3 separate regions of the Mus musculus genome follow, and all the other regions are linked to region 3. Evidence: chromatin loops called from intact Hi-C (ENCODE). Cell type or tissue: left cerebral cortex. All regions are shown on one strand. Links, peaks and the distances in the headings refer to the core of each region. The heading gives the core; the rest is flanking DNA.

Region 1 (4,179 bases), core at 1,073-3,572, 220 kb before region 3:
GGTACCAGAGTCAAGTGGGGCAGATTTCAGCCCAGAGCTGGATGTTTGCAACACATGGCTTTTGTGGTCACATTCCCAACAATCCCCTCTCCCAGTTTCTCAGCCTATGGACAACCAAGGACTGAATCCAGAAACTCTCATACCTGGGACAGACAGAACAGCCCTTACCTGTCTCAGCAGCTCCAAGGATGTCCAGTTTGTCACGGATGGCAGGGGCCAAAGTCAGAGCCTGGATTGGGGTAGGTGCAGAGAAGCCTAAGAAGCTGAGAGCGCGCAGAACAGCCTTGGGCACAAACAGGTCCCTCCAGGCAGACACATCTGCCTTCTGGTCGTGCACCTCAGCCATCCATGTCTTCTTCGATTTTTTGGGCAATTTGGGGGAAGTGCTCTGAAAAGTATCCAATTTTTTTTTCCCTTTGTTTTTCTTCTTTCTTGGAGCAGCCTGGGCCAGGCTTTCTGATTTGGCTCCTCCGACCTTTTGATCAGAACAAGCAGTGACTTCTCCCTGAGCCTCTGGCTCGGACGCTTTGACTTCATACTCATTCTGGGCAGCAGCGCCTTCGGCAGCTCGTGCCGCATCTCTCTGCTTCTTCAACTTGATCTTTTTCTTTGGGGAGCTGGACTGTCCTTCCTCCTCTTCTTCCTCTTCTGAAACAGCCTGGGCCTTTCTCTTCTTTGTCTCCTCACTTGAGAACAAACGGGAGGGATTCTTGACTAAACGGTAATCTGTCAGCTCTTCAAAGCACACCAGGTCATCCATCTGTCCATCTGCAAACAGATTCGGGTCGATCGTCACTTGCTTCCATTTCCCCACAATCTTGATGCCCTTCCTCTGGAACGTGCCACGGCTTGCCAACTTTGGCTTTGAGTTTGTCTCCTTCACCTTCATGGTTGCTGAAAAGAAATGTTCTTCTGGGTTAGTGACTGTGGGGTACAGGCTCTAGGGCAACACACGCTTTCCTAAAACGTACTAGACCCTGCAAACAGCCAAGGACACAGAGATGGCTTAACTTACATAGAGGAGATGCTCAAATCCAGAAAATGAAACACACCCACAGAATAGGTAGTTTGGCTTGGAGCAGAGGGGACACAGGCAGTAAAGGACACATGAGCTATCTCTGGTTAGGATCCTAGCTCCAACACTTACTTTGTATGCAACCCCCACCCACCCACCTCCTCTCAGAATTTAGTGTTACAATCTTTCTAAATGAGAAGGGTGTGATAATATCTAATAATAACTAATTTTACACTGTACACAAAATAAGTATCAAAAGAGGCTTGATAAGCCATTTTGAACACGGAGTAAGAATCTGAGATACGGCGTGCTTTTTTCCCTGGTAGAACAAGACAAGTGCCATTTCCATCATCTTGGCCTTGGCCAGATAGGTTGAAACACGTCAAGTCCTAGGTTCCACCCCCCCTAGCACTGCGTAAAACCGTACATAGCCGGTATCCTGCCCTCAGGAATGGAGATGGAAGATCAGGAGCTCAAAGCCAGCCTTGGCTACACAAGACCCTGTCTTTAAAGTCTGAGTATGCACGACTCATCTGTGTGGAAGTGGCGCTACATGGGTCCTCTCTAAATGAAAAGGGACATTGTGGAGAGAGTAAGGCAAAACTCGATTCAAATCTGGATCCTGCTCGGTGTTTGCTGCACATCTCTGTGCCTCAGTCTCCTTATCTACAAATTGAGGATAATGAGATATTTATCGCACTGGGTCCTCATCTGAATACGAAATAGTGACGCACGTCAAAAACCGCTTAACATGGCGTCTGTGAGGATGGCATGGGACGCACGGCGACCCCCCGACCCCCGCCGCACCTCGGCCCCACCTTGACAAGGTGAAGGGAACGTCACTAGAAATAGGGCGCGGGGGAGTGACCTGTGCCTTCTGCCAGAGTCCCACGAGGGCTTCAAGGGAGGTTGCCGGGCCTTGATGCCCACAGCAAAGCATGAGCCACCGGCAACCAAGGTTGTGGGGACACCGGTGAGCCACGATGCTTCGAAGACACCGGGGAGCCCCTCCGCAGCCGGCCAGGGCCTGCTCCGCTCCGAACCCACAAAGAGCACTCACCGCCGCAGTCACCTCACACGCCGGGCCGTTTGCGCCAACCCGACCCGGAACTGCAGCAGCTTCAGTACTGCAGTTCCGGGGCGGAGCTCCGGGCACGCGTGCGCGCTAAGGAAGGAAGTTCCGCCTCTGTGCGGAAGCGTCTATCTGATTGGCACTCTCTCAGGACTTTGGCTGGAACTCGGAGGACTGAGCTGGGGGGCGGGCCCTGTGTGGCCTAGGTTACGCTTCCTGTTTATGGTTTAGGCAATGTTTCGGAGCTCCTTCCTGGACGCTAGGGAGCGCAAGCGCCCGGGTAATCGCTGTCTGGTTTGTGTGCAGTAGCTGTCCCACATGCATGAGTAACTGACTACCTGGAGCCTTAAAACATTTCCTTACCTAATTTATAAACCACCTAACCCTGGGTTGAAAGAGCCATGTTCTCCAGTTCGTAGTGCCTTTCCTACTGCACAGAGCTGGTCACGATACATTTGCCTGTTTAGTTTGATTGTTTTTTGATGTTTGTGCTGGAGATTTAAACTAGTCTTAGAGGCTGTATAGATGGCTCAGAGGTTAAGAGCACTGACTGCTCTTCCAGAGGTCCTGAGTTCAATTCCCAGCAACCACATGGTGGCTCACAACCATCTATAATAGGATCCAATGTATTCTTCTAGTGTGTCTGAAGACAGCTGCAATGTACTCATATAAATTAAAAAAATAAATAAACTAGTCTTCCATGCATATGGAAGCACGCTTCCCACTGAGCCATCTCCGAAGACCTGAAAATGTATTCTTTTATATCTTAACTTAGATCAGTTTTTTTTTTTCCGTGTCAGCATTATGAGATACACACCTAACACTGAATTAGATAACAGAGTGTTGTCATTGGCAAGGGACTTTCACCAAGACGCCAAAAGGATAGACAAGAGCAAAAAGAGATGCATGAAATTTTTATGAAAACAAAAATGCTTCCGCACACCACCCTGAATAGAGAGGGGAAAAAAGGCGGGCTGGAGAGTTGGCTCAGTGGTTACAAGCACAGACTGCTCTTCCGAGGGATCTGTGTTCAGTTCCCAGCACCCATATAGCAACTCACAACCATCCATAATTCCTGACCAGAGGATCTGATGCCCCCTTCTGGCCTCAGTGGGTGCTGCAAACACGTGGTGCACAGACATACACCTAAAAACGTAAAAGAGATATCTTGTTAAAAAGAATAAAGGAGGGGCTGGTGAGATGGCTCAGCAGGTAGCGCACTGACTGCTCATCCTAAGGTCCTGAGTTCAAATTCAAGCAGCCACATGGTGGCCCACAAACACTGGTAATGAGATCTGACGCCTGCTTCTGGCATGTCTGAAGACAGCCACAGTGTACTTATTTATAATAATAAACCTTTGGGAGGGAGCAAGCAAAGCAAGGGGAGTTGACCAGAGCAAGCAGGAGTCCTAAAAAAAATTCAATTCCTAACAACCACATGAAAGCTCACAAACAATTGTACAGCTAAGTGTACTCATATACATGAAATAAAATAAATCTTTTTTAAAAAAGAGTAAAGGAAATCCTACAAACTACACATCTGAATGTGGTTAATAAAGCAGGAAATACAGAATTCAGAAACTCAATTGTAAAAGGATATGCTTACAAAATGGGCAATAAACCAAAATAAGCATTTCTTAAAAGGTACAAGAAAAAAATGCTCAGGGAGCCACTAGTCAATTGGATAATGCAAACTAGAGCCACAGGTAGACATGGCCTCACTGCAGTGAGAATGTTACAGGGAACAAAGCCTGGCTCATTGTTGTGGGCTATAACTAAGTACAGCCATCATGGAAATTCCTGAAGAATGAAGAACTAGAATGACCATCTGCTCAGAAGGTATGTGAAGCAAGTGAAGTCTGTCAAGGAGACACCTGAATCAAACACTTCAAAAAAACCAAGCAATGGACAGATCCATCAGCCAATGAGTGGATACAGAAATTGTGGCACTCAAGCAGTGTAGAATACTATTTGGTCACAAAAAGAATGAAATCCTCTGCTAGAATATGTGGATACAACCATAGACCATGATGTTAGTCTAATAAGGTCAGGTAGAAAAATGATACTGTGTTAGTTAGGGTTCTCTAGCATC
Region 2 (4,179 bases), core at 1,073-3,572, 210 kb before region 3:
TGGCCATCACGAGTCTCAGACTGTGACTGGCCATCTGATCCTAGGGCCTTGACTGAACTCCAAACTGACTGCCTTTGTGCCAGCCTTACCCGCCCATCCCCAGCCCTGCTCTCTCCCACCTCCCCATCCTTTCCAGCTGTACTGGATGTTGCTGACTGGAGATAAGATATTAGATATTAGGGTGTGTGTGTGTCTGTGTGTGTGTGTCTGAGAGTGTACTTATGCAGGCATAAAAGCTCACACATGTGTGCATGTGAGAAGCCAAAGTTGCCCAGGGTAAGTATCTTCTGTCTTTAGATTTTCACCCAACACAAAGCTTACAGATTTGGCTACCCAGATTACTCTAACTCCTAACATATGCCTTCAAGTGCTGGAACTGTAAGAGGTTGCCAGACATGCCTGGCTTTTATCTGAGTGCTGGGTTCCCAACAACAGTGCTCACACTTGTATTACTAGCTCTTTAACCAATGGCCTAACTCCACCCCCACACAACCCCAGGTTTTGGTGATTGAATATTTGATCCTTTTTTTTAATGTCAACGTGGTATAGGCTAGAGAGATGGCCCAGCAGTTCAGAGTATTGGCTGTTCTTCTAGACGACCTGGGTTCACTTGCCAGCACCCACAAGGCAGCTTACAACCAACTGTAGTTCCAGCTCTGGGGGATCCAATGGCAAGCTCTGGTCTTCATGGGTACCAGACATACTGGTGGTACACAGACATACATATACGCAAAATACCTCTACATATAAAATGAATAAATGAGGTGTTTTTTTTTTATGTTAACCTGCTAGTCTCTCATATCTTCAGATCTTTGGATAAAAGGTGGCTTACAGATTGAAATCCTGTCCCTACTCATTGGCTTTTGTAGTGAGAGGCGTATGAAACTCTGGTGCTCTCCTTACAAAATTCCTCTCTTTCTTCCCAGTGCTGAGGATGAACCCTGTAGTGGCTATTCCTGGCTGTCAACTTGACTCTATCTGGAGTGAACTACAATCCAGAATTGGAAGGCTCACCTGTGATCCTAATCTGGAGGCTGGGAGATACAAGTTTCTGACCTGGATCTTGGCATGGAGATCTTGAGGCATAGTGGCTATGAATTCCAGAAGATTAAGACATGGACATCTCTGAGTTCAAGGTCATCTGGGACAAAGCGTGATCCAGGCATGGTGGCACACACTTTTAATCTGGACCATACCTTCTGCTGGAGACCTACATAAGGACAGTGGAAGAAGGAAGATTTACTCTCTCTCTCTCTCTCCTTCACCTGCTTGCCTTGTGGGACTGAGCAACTGCTAGATCCTTGGACTTCCATTCACAGACCCTGCTGACCACTGTTGGGAGTTGGACTCCAGACTGTAAGTCACCAACAAATTCCCTTACTATATAGAGACTACCCATAAGTTCTGTGATTCTAGAGAACCCTGACTAATACAAACTCTGTCCATGCAAGGTAAGCAATCTACCACTAAGACACATCACTAACCTTTGGCTGTCTGATATATGGCCCTGCGATTAAAGCCAGGTTGCCCTTGACCTCTACAACTTCAGGCTACACATTGACAAGCACTGGAATATCTGGGATACATGACCATGCCCACTGCTCCTTCTAACTGTCCAATCAAATACATCAGGCCAGGCATGGTGATGCACACTTTTAATCTCAGCATTCAGGAGGCAGAGGCAGGTGGATCTCTATGATTCAGAGACCAGTCTGGTCTACACAGTGAGTCCCAGTACAGAAGAGAAACAAAAGACAAAACCAAACCAAAAATAAAGAGAGAAAGAGAGAGAGAGAGAGAGAGAGAGAGAGAGAGAGAGAGAGAGAGAGAGAGAAAGACACAAATCCAAATAATCTAATGATTAGCAAAATAATACTACAGAAAAACTCTTCTAGGTTGGGGATGCATCTCAATGGTAGAATGCTTGCCTAGTGTACACAGAGCCTTGGATTTTGTCCTCATTATGGAAGAAACCAGGCATGGTGATATATGCATATAATCCAGCACTCTCCCAAGCAGAAGATTCAAGGTCATCCTTAGAGGCACGCTTAGTGTAAGGCTAGCCTTAGCTAAAATTCACTTATTCTATCAAATTTTACAACATTTATTGTTGACATAACCCTCCTAAGGGCTAAAGTTCTGTTTTAAGTTTAAAGAACTGTGCTTTAGAGATATATACTATATATTATATGTGATATCAAATAATCCTGTCATCTTATAAGCCCCACTTGCCCAAGGTCAGACAACTTCCTGGAAGGTCTGGGGTTGATATGTATGGAAGACAACAAGCCACTGGTGTTTTCACTTCAGTAAACAATACTGGTTGCCCTAACTGCACAGGCCGTGCTTGATTGAAGTTAGGCAGGAAGTACATAGACAGAAAAGAAGTCTGGATGTGTGCTTCCCATGAGTGGATGTACGCTTGCCCCTGATTGAATGTATGCTTGCCTCTGATTGGGTGGAAGTGAGACGGACAAAGCTCTTTGCCTTTATTGTACTTTTTGAATATTCTGTAGTTATAGCAATTATATGCCTTCCCAGTGAGAAAAACATCCACACACTTGAGGATTAGAAAAGAGAAGGTGGGATGGAGAGTTGGCTCAGTAGTCAAAAGCACTTCTTGTTGCACAGGATGCCCATGGCTCTCACCGCCTCTTCCAACACCAAGCACAGTGTGGTGCACAGATATATACACCCAGACACGATACTCATGCACATAAAAGAGTAAAAATAAATATACATTTTTTTTAAGGAAAAGGCTTCCTACTAGGCCTACAACTAGTAGTTGTGGTAACAGTGACAATAATAGGCTCTGGCTAATGTACAAAGATAACTGGACACAAGATTTTACTAACTTATTTACACCATAGGCTTAGCATTCGGCAGGAACTGTCACCCTTCGGTCTCTTTCAGTCCCAGCCCCAGGGTACACTTTGAATATTTAACCAGAGACAGGAGACTGAAAGTCAGGCAGCTTGGACAGATGGGAGATTTATACAGCAAAGGTATTGCCGGAATTATTTTTAATTTCACCAGTGTTGTTCCTTTTGAATGTTTGCAACCCAGGTCTATCTTGCCTGCATGCAGAATTCAGCCTTTCTTAATAAGAGGTTAGGGGGTTTGATGGCAGACTAGGACTTAAAGGTGGCTGTGACCTTGAGGTGCTCTCTTGAGTTGCCCTTTAGAGCCTGTTCTTTGATATGGGGAGGGAACAAAGGTCTGATTATGAGTCAAGGTTGTTGCCCGTTGTTACAGGAACGGAGCCAGATTTGGGTTCATTCTTGGTGAACAACAGCAAAAACCTTCTCAGCCACCCTAAACTTCAATCATGGTACAAAATTTTATTTTCTACAGTGTATAAGAAACCCAGTGATATTTCACTTTCATTCCTTTCATATTGGAGACATTCCAGTTTGTGTAATTTAATATTAAATTCGACTTCGTGCAACTTAATATTTTCTAAGTGACATTATTAATAAATGTTTACAACCTCAATTTTATTACTTCAAGTTTCTCCCACAGCACTGTCACTGGAAGGAAAAAAACCCACTGGCAAACGTGTTATATTTTACAATACTTTGTAAACCGATTAACACTCAGAACCCTCAGTAAAAGAATAGTGAATTTTTCTTCCCAGCCAAAACAGCAGTGGGAATGGAAATTTTTCTCATTGGCTGCCTTCCATCACTGAGTGTTTCTTCAATCTGAGTGGATTTGTCGGGCCTGGAGAGAGCTGGGGAAATAGAAACCTATCTTATTGGCTGTCTTCAGTCACGGGGTGTATCTTCAACTAGAGTGGATTTGTCGGGCCTGGAGAGAGCTGGGGAAATCGAAACTTATTTCAGCAGCTGTCTTCAGTCACTGGGTGTGTCTTCCTGCACAGTGGACTTGACGGGCCTGGAGGGAGGAGAGGAAATTGAAACCTATCTCATCCTCTAGTTTATTTACATCATTGGGTATGTCTTCTTTGACCACAGTAGAGTTTTCCACTCTGAAATGAACTGGGTTTTCCAGAAACGAATCCAAGATCCAGCTGTTGGTAGTAGTGGGGGTGGGGATGTCAGTTGGGGTCTTCAGGAAATCTTCAGTGGGTAGGTCCAGAACAGAGACCCTACTCAGATGCCCCTAGGCCTAGGAGGCAAAAGTCCTCAGAGGCTGAAGGGAAGCCAATGTACAGGC
Region 3 (4,179 bases), core at 949-3,448:
TCCTCTTCTGGTCCCTCAATCCTTCTCCTAAATCTTACACAAGACTTCCCGAGCTTGGTCATATGTTTGGGTCTGCATTTGTTTAGGTCAGCTGTTGGGTGAAACCTCTCAGAGGACAGTCACGCTAGGCTCCTGTCTGTGAATCCAGGCTGACAGATACAAACATAGCCTGAGGCTCCAAGGTAGTTGAAGGAAGAAGGCAGGCCTGCAATGTGTCCCTATTGATCGTCTGAGGACAGCTCTACATATTTCTCCCCAAATTGACAGGGGTTTCTACTACGTTCATTTATGTCTGTCTCACACAGGACACCTATGTGTCTAGGCCAGTAGTGACAAATACAGCTGTCAAAAGTGTCTTCACATGTATTATTGTGACAAGGCTTTGACCAACAATGAGGCATCAGTGTCTCACAGTGTGTCTCTGTGAATCCACTACTGATGCAGTCACAGTGGTACCTTTTTTTCTCCACCCACACGTAGACCTCCATAGAGAGGTGGCTGGCTGGCACATTCATCAAACTTGAGTTTGCAGTGGTCTTCACTGACTCCAGGTGCACAGTCACAGAGCTAAGCTCCAAGAGCATCCTGACATGTGGCACCATGTAGACATGCCTGGGATCCCCATTCATCGTTTTTGAACTCACAGTTCATACTAGGATACTCTTGAGGGCAGTCACACACACACACACACACACACACACACACACACACACACACACACACACATATCATCCTATCTCACTGAGGCATACAGCCTCATTTCATGCATGGATCAGAAACACTGTCATCTATTTCCAAGTCACCCTTTCTATTCTTGAATATGATGTCTCGCATGTTGAATGGCTCAAAGTCTGTTCTCCCCATCTCTGTCTCTGATTCAAATGGTTATCCAGTTGTCCCTCATTAACAAATAATATCATCATTTGTGCTTGGGTCATTTTAAGACTTTCTATTTCTACCCTTTAATTATCAATCATCTTTAATTATGTATTATTTTAATCACAGTAAATCAGTTGGCTAGATATTATCAAAAATTTTAAAATTATCTTGCAAAGCAGCAGGTTTCCTTTGTTTGTTTGCTTGCCTTTTCCACCTACACTTTGTTTTGGTCCCTTATTCCATTTCTAAAGATCTTATCCTACCTACACCATCAGCCTGCCTGTGTGTTCATGTGTTGGTACCAGCATTTTACCTACAGAGTCTGTGTTCTCTACTTCCTGTCTGTCACAATATCCTCTCTTTTTCCTGAGCCTGTAGCTTTTCTGTATTATCCTTGGGCATTTTCTAAATAGATTTTGATGTCATATTGTCAGATCTATGAGAAAAATTGTTGGTATATTTACTGGGACCCAATTAGTTAATATATTACATTAGAGAAAACAGTATGTAGGTGATTTTGAACAGTCTCACTCAGGAAGGGATAGTATACAGATGATTTGAGCAGTCTCACTCAGGAAGGGGTAACTTTCCATTTGTTCACATCTAACTTTGCATATTTAAGGAGTAGTTTGTTTTACTCAGTGTAGGTTTGGAGCAGTTTCACATTTATACCCATGCTGTTGTATCTTTTGGGCTATTGTTGCCTTTACTCTGCCATTGCATGTTTTGTTTAGCAGTTATTTATGCATATGAAAAGTGTCATTTTATGCTAATTATACCCCGACAACTTGCTGCACTCATTTACTGAGTTTGTGTGATCACTTGTTTTCGTGTGTGTGTGTGTGTGTGTGTGTGTGTGTGTGTGTGTGTTTAATAGAGACTTTGGTACCTTTTTGCCTATTTAGCAACACAGGCAGATGGCCACAGCATGATAATGCAGATAGTTTTATTCCTTTTTTCTCCAGTTCTAGTTTCTTGTCTTTAATTAATCTCATCATCTGATAAATAATCCCAGTTCAGTGTGAAATGATAGAGGATATAATCTGTATTTTTTTCTTAATTTTTGCTTTTGTAAGATTCAATTTAATGTTTTTTATGTAAGAAAGATTCTGGCTTTAAGAATCATGTATGTGAGCGTCTACTCAGGCACTCAAGGTATATAGTTAAGAAAATTATCTTTCAATTATTATTTTTCAGGGTGTATATTTCTATCATTTGTCTGTATCTATCTAGTCACCTATCCATCATTCTGACTATATTCTGTATCTCTATTAATAATCTATGTGTGTGTGTGTCTGTCTGTTTGTCTCTAATTGTCACCTACTGCTCTGTCTCACTTTGTTGGTCTGAACCAGGAAAGTGAAGCCATTTCATTCCACAATGTCTCTCTGGCGCCCTCTACTGACAAAAGCCGGCATTGTGCCCACTGTGGGATGCAGACACATTAAAAATGTAGACTTAGGTTGACAGAGCAATGATTATGGAAGGACTTAGAGCTGGTGAGCAATAAATTGATAATTTGCATGCCACATGGTTATTGTTTCTGTTACAATAATTTATATTTTAAAGGTATCTTTGAAATATTTCCCCCTTTGCCCACATATTTACCTTTCTCATGCTTTTAGAATCATCTTTCTGCCCAAATAACTATCTTAAAAATATATATTTAATAATCATAATATGTTTCATCTTTTGTCTTCTAAAATTCATGTGGTCACATGTTTTCTGTTTTATGTGTATGGATGTGTTCCCTGCATATCTGTGCACAATGTGTGTACAGTGCTTACATGGTTCAGGAGAGGACGTTTATCCTGGAACTGGAGTTAGGGCAGCTGACAGGTTGGTGCGGGAGCCAAACCTGGTTCCTCTGGAAAAGCAGCCAGTGCTCTTACCTGCTGATTTGTCTCTCCGGGCCCTCTGTCTTCATTTCTGAAGGGTCTTTTTCTTCTTTCTGAAAACTGTTATCACTGCCCTCCTTCACTCCCAGAACTTTAAAGGCATCTATCTTAGTATAGTTTTCAAGAGTTCTAGTTTTTAGCTTTCTATTCTAAGCATCCTTGAATTTACCAAAGTGGACTTAACCATCATATAATGATCAAACCCAGGAAATCTATAGGTTACTATATTGTGTTAATAATATCCAATCGTTCAAATCTTTTAAATTACACTGCTTTTCTGGCTCCAAGTCCACTCCCAGATCTCCCAGTGGCATTGGCTTTCATGTCCCTTGGTTGTCCTCCTACCCAGGCAGGAGAAAACGCAGGTTTGTTTCCTTTCCCTCTGGGCCTGGTGGAAGGATTCTGCCTGAGACTTTGTACATTTTTCACTTTAGGTTTGTCCCAAATGCCTTCCTGTCAACTCCAGGTTGCATGGTGTGGGTAGGAATCCTGCAGAATTAGTGTGCTTCTCAGTTCAGCTCATAGGATGACCTGCAGTACTTCCGACGAGAAGTCCAGCCTCCTCTTTCTAAACCTTTGTCCTCTGTATGCAGTGCATCTTTCTCTGTGTGTGATTCAAGAGTTTTCTGTTTCTGCTCAGGCATGTTGTTCCTTGCCTGAGGTTCTCTGTGTTTCTCCTGTGGATTCTTTCCATCTGTTGGACCCGAGCACTTACAGTTTTCATTAAGATTTGGCAAAAAAAAGCAAACAAAAGGAGACACCCAGCCGTTTGTGGTTAGTCTTTCTCATTGTAACCAAATGCTTGACAGAAACGGCTTAAAGGGGGAAGGGAGGTTTATTTACCCCGGAACTCAGGCATTTCAAAACCATGGTCTTTGAATCCAGCCATTGGGGAGATGTAGTGATGTGGGACCCTTTGGTGGCAGAAACGTGAAAGAGGTGGCTGCTTACCTTATGGTGGACAGGAAACAAAGAAACAGAATAGAAGAAGTGGCCAGGGTAAGGTGTAACACCCAATGACACACCTCCAGTGACCTGTTCCCACCAACTCAGCCTCATAGTCTACCTTCTGCACATCCCAATAATGCTAGGATATATTTTAGGTGGTTTTTTTTTTTTTTTTTTTTTTGGTCTCCTGCATCCACCCTCTCCTGGGGCTCCGACTTCAGATGATAATGCTATGTGTGTGGAAGCCTGAATCACGGGGAGTTTTATTGTTACGTTACTGGTTTTATAGTATCCTGGAAGATACATAAGAAAAAAAATTCAATCAGCTACTATTGTCCCCAACCCAACACAACCTCCTCCTGGCATTTTAAAATGTTAAGTGACATGGTAGAGAAATTGATGTTCATATTTTTATCTCTCCCTCATTTGTCTCTTAAACCCAGGTAACTTTGTT

The links. Hi-C counts contacts between places; a loop is a spot of excess contacts. Peaks named below come from ENCODE experiments on the same cell type or tissue, not always from the same donor. Only the 100,000 strongest peaks of a DNase experiment are listed, where the experiment ranks them.
Region 1: it touches region 3 in a loop (12-fold over the local background); 9 of 42 quality-filtered maps call a loop at or near these places.
Region 2: it touches region 3 in a loop (4-fold over the local background); 9 of 42 quality-filtered maps call a loop at or near these places.

What each region holds. Positions count from the first base shown.
Region 1 is chr12:103,423,704-103,427,882 of GRCm38, forward strand. Ddx24 (DEAD box helicase 24) reads right to left here and starts at 2,144. Exons shown (of 9, transcript NM_020494.4): 1 at 2,076-2,144; 2 at 169-894. The coding sequence starts at 889. In left cerebral cortex, for the core only: CTCF peaks have their summits at 2,331 and 3,195 (motif pointing left); a DNase peak (open chromatin) is centred at 2,258; H3K4me3 peaks cover 1,546 bases; H3K27ac peaks cover 854 bases.
Region 2 is chr12:103,430,395-103,434,573 of GRCm38, forward strand. Ifi27 (interferon, alpha-inducible protein 27) reads left to right here and starts at 3,795. Exons shown (of 6, transcript NM_194067.2): 1 at 3,795-3,956. It also overlaps a transcript of Ifi27l2a not described here. In left cerebral cortex, for the core only: no CTCF peak of the experiment used is centred there; a DNase peak (open chromatin) is centred at 2,595; H3K4me3 peaks cover 87 bases; H3K27ac peaks cover 371 bases.
Region 3 is chr12:103,641,269-103,645,447 of GRCm38, forward strand. It overlaps the pseudogene Gm18501. Among named protein-coding and RNA genes, the nearest start is that of Serpina10, 12 kb to the left of the region's middle. In left cerebral cortex, for the core only: a CTCF peak has its summit at 2,296 (motif pointing left); a DNase peak (open chromatin) is centred at 2,281.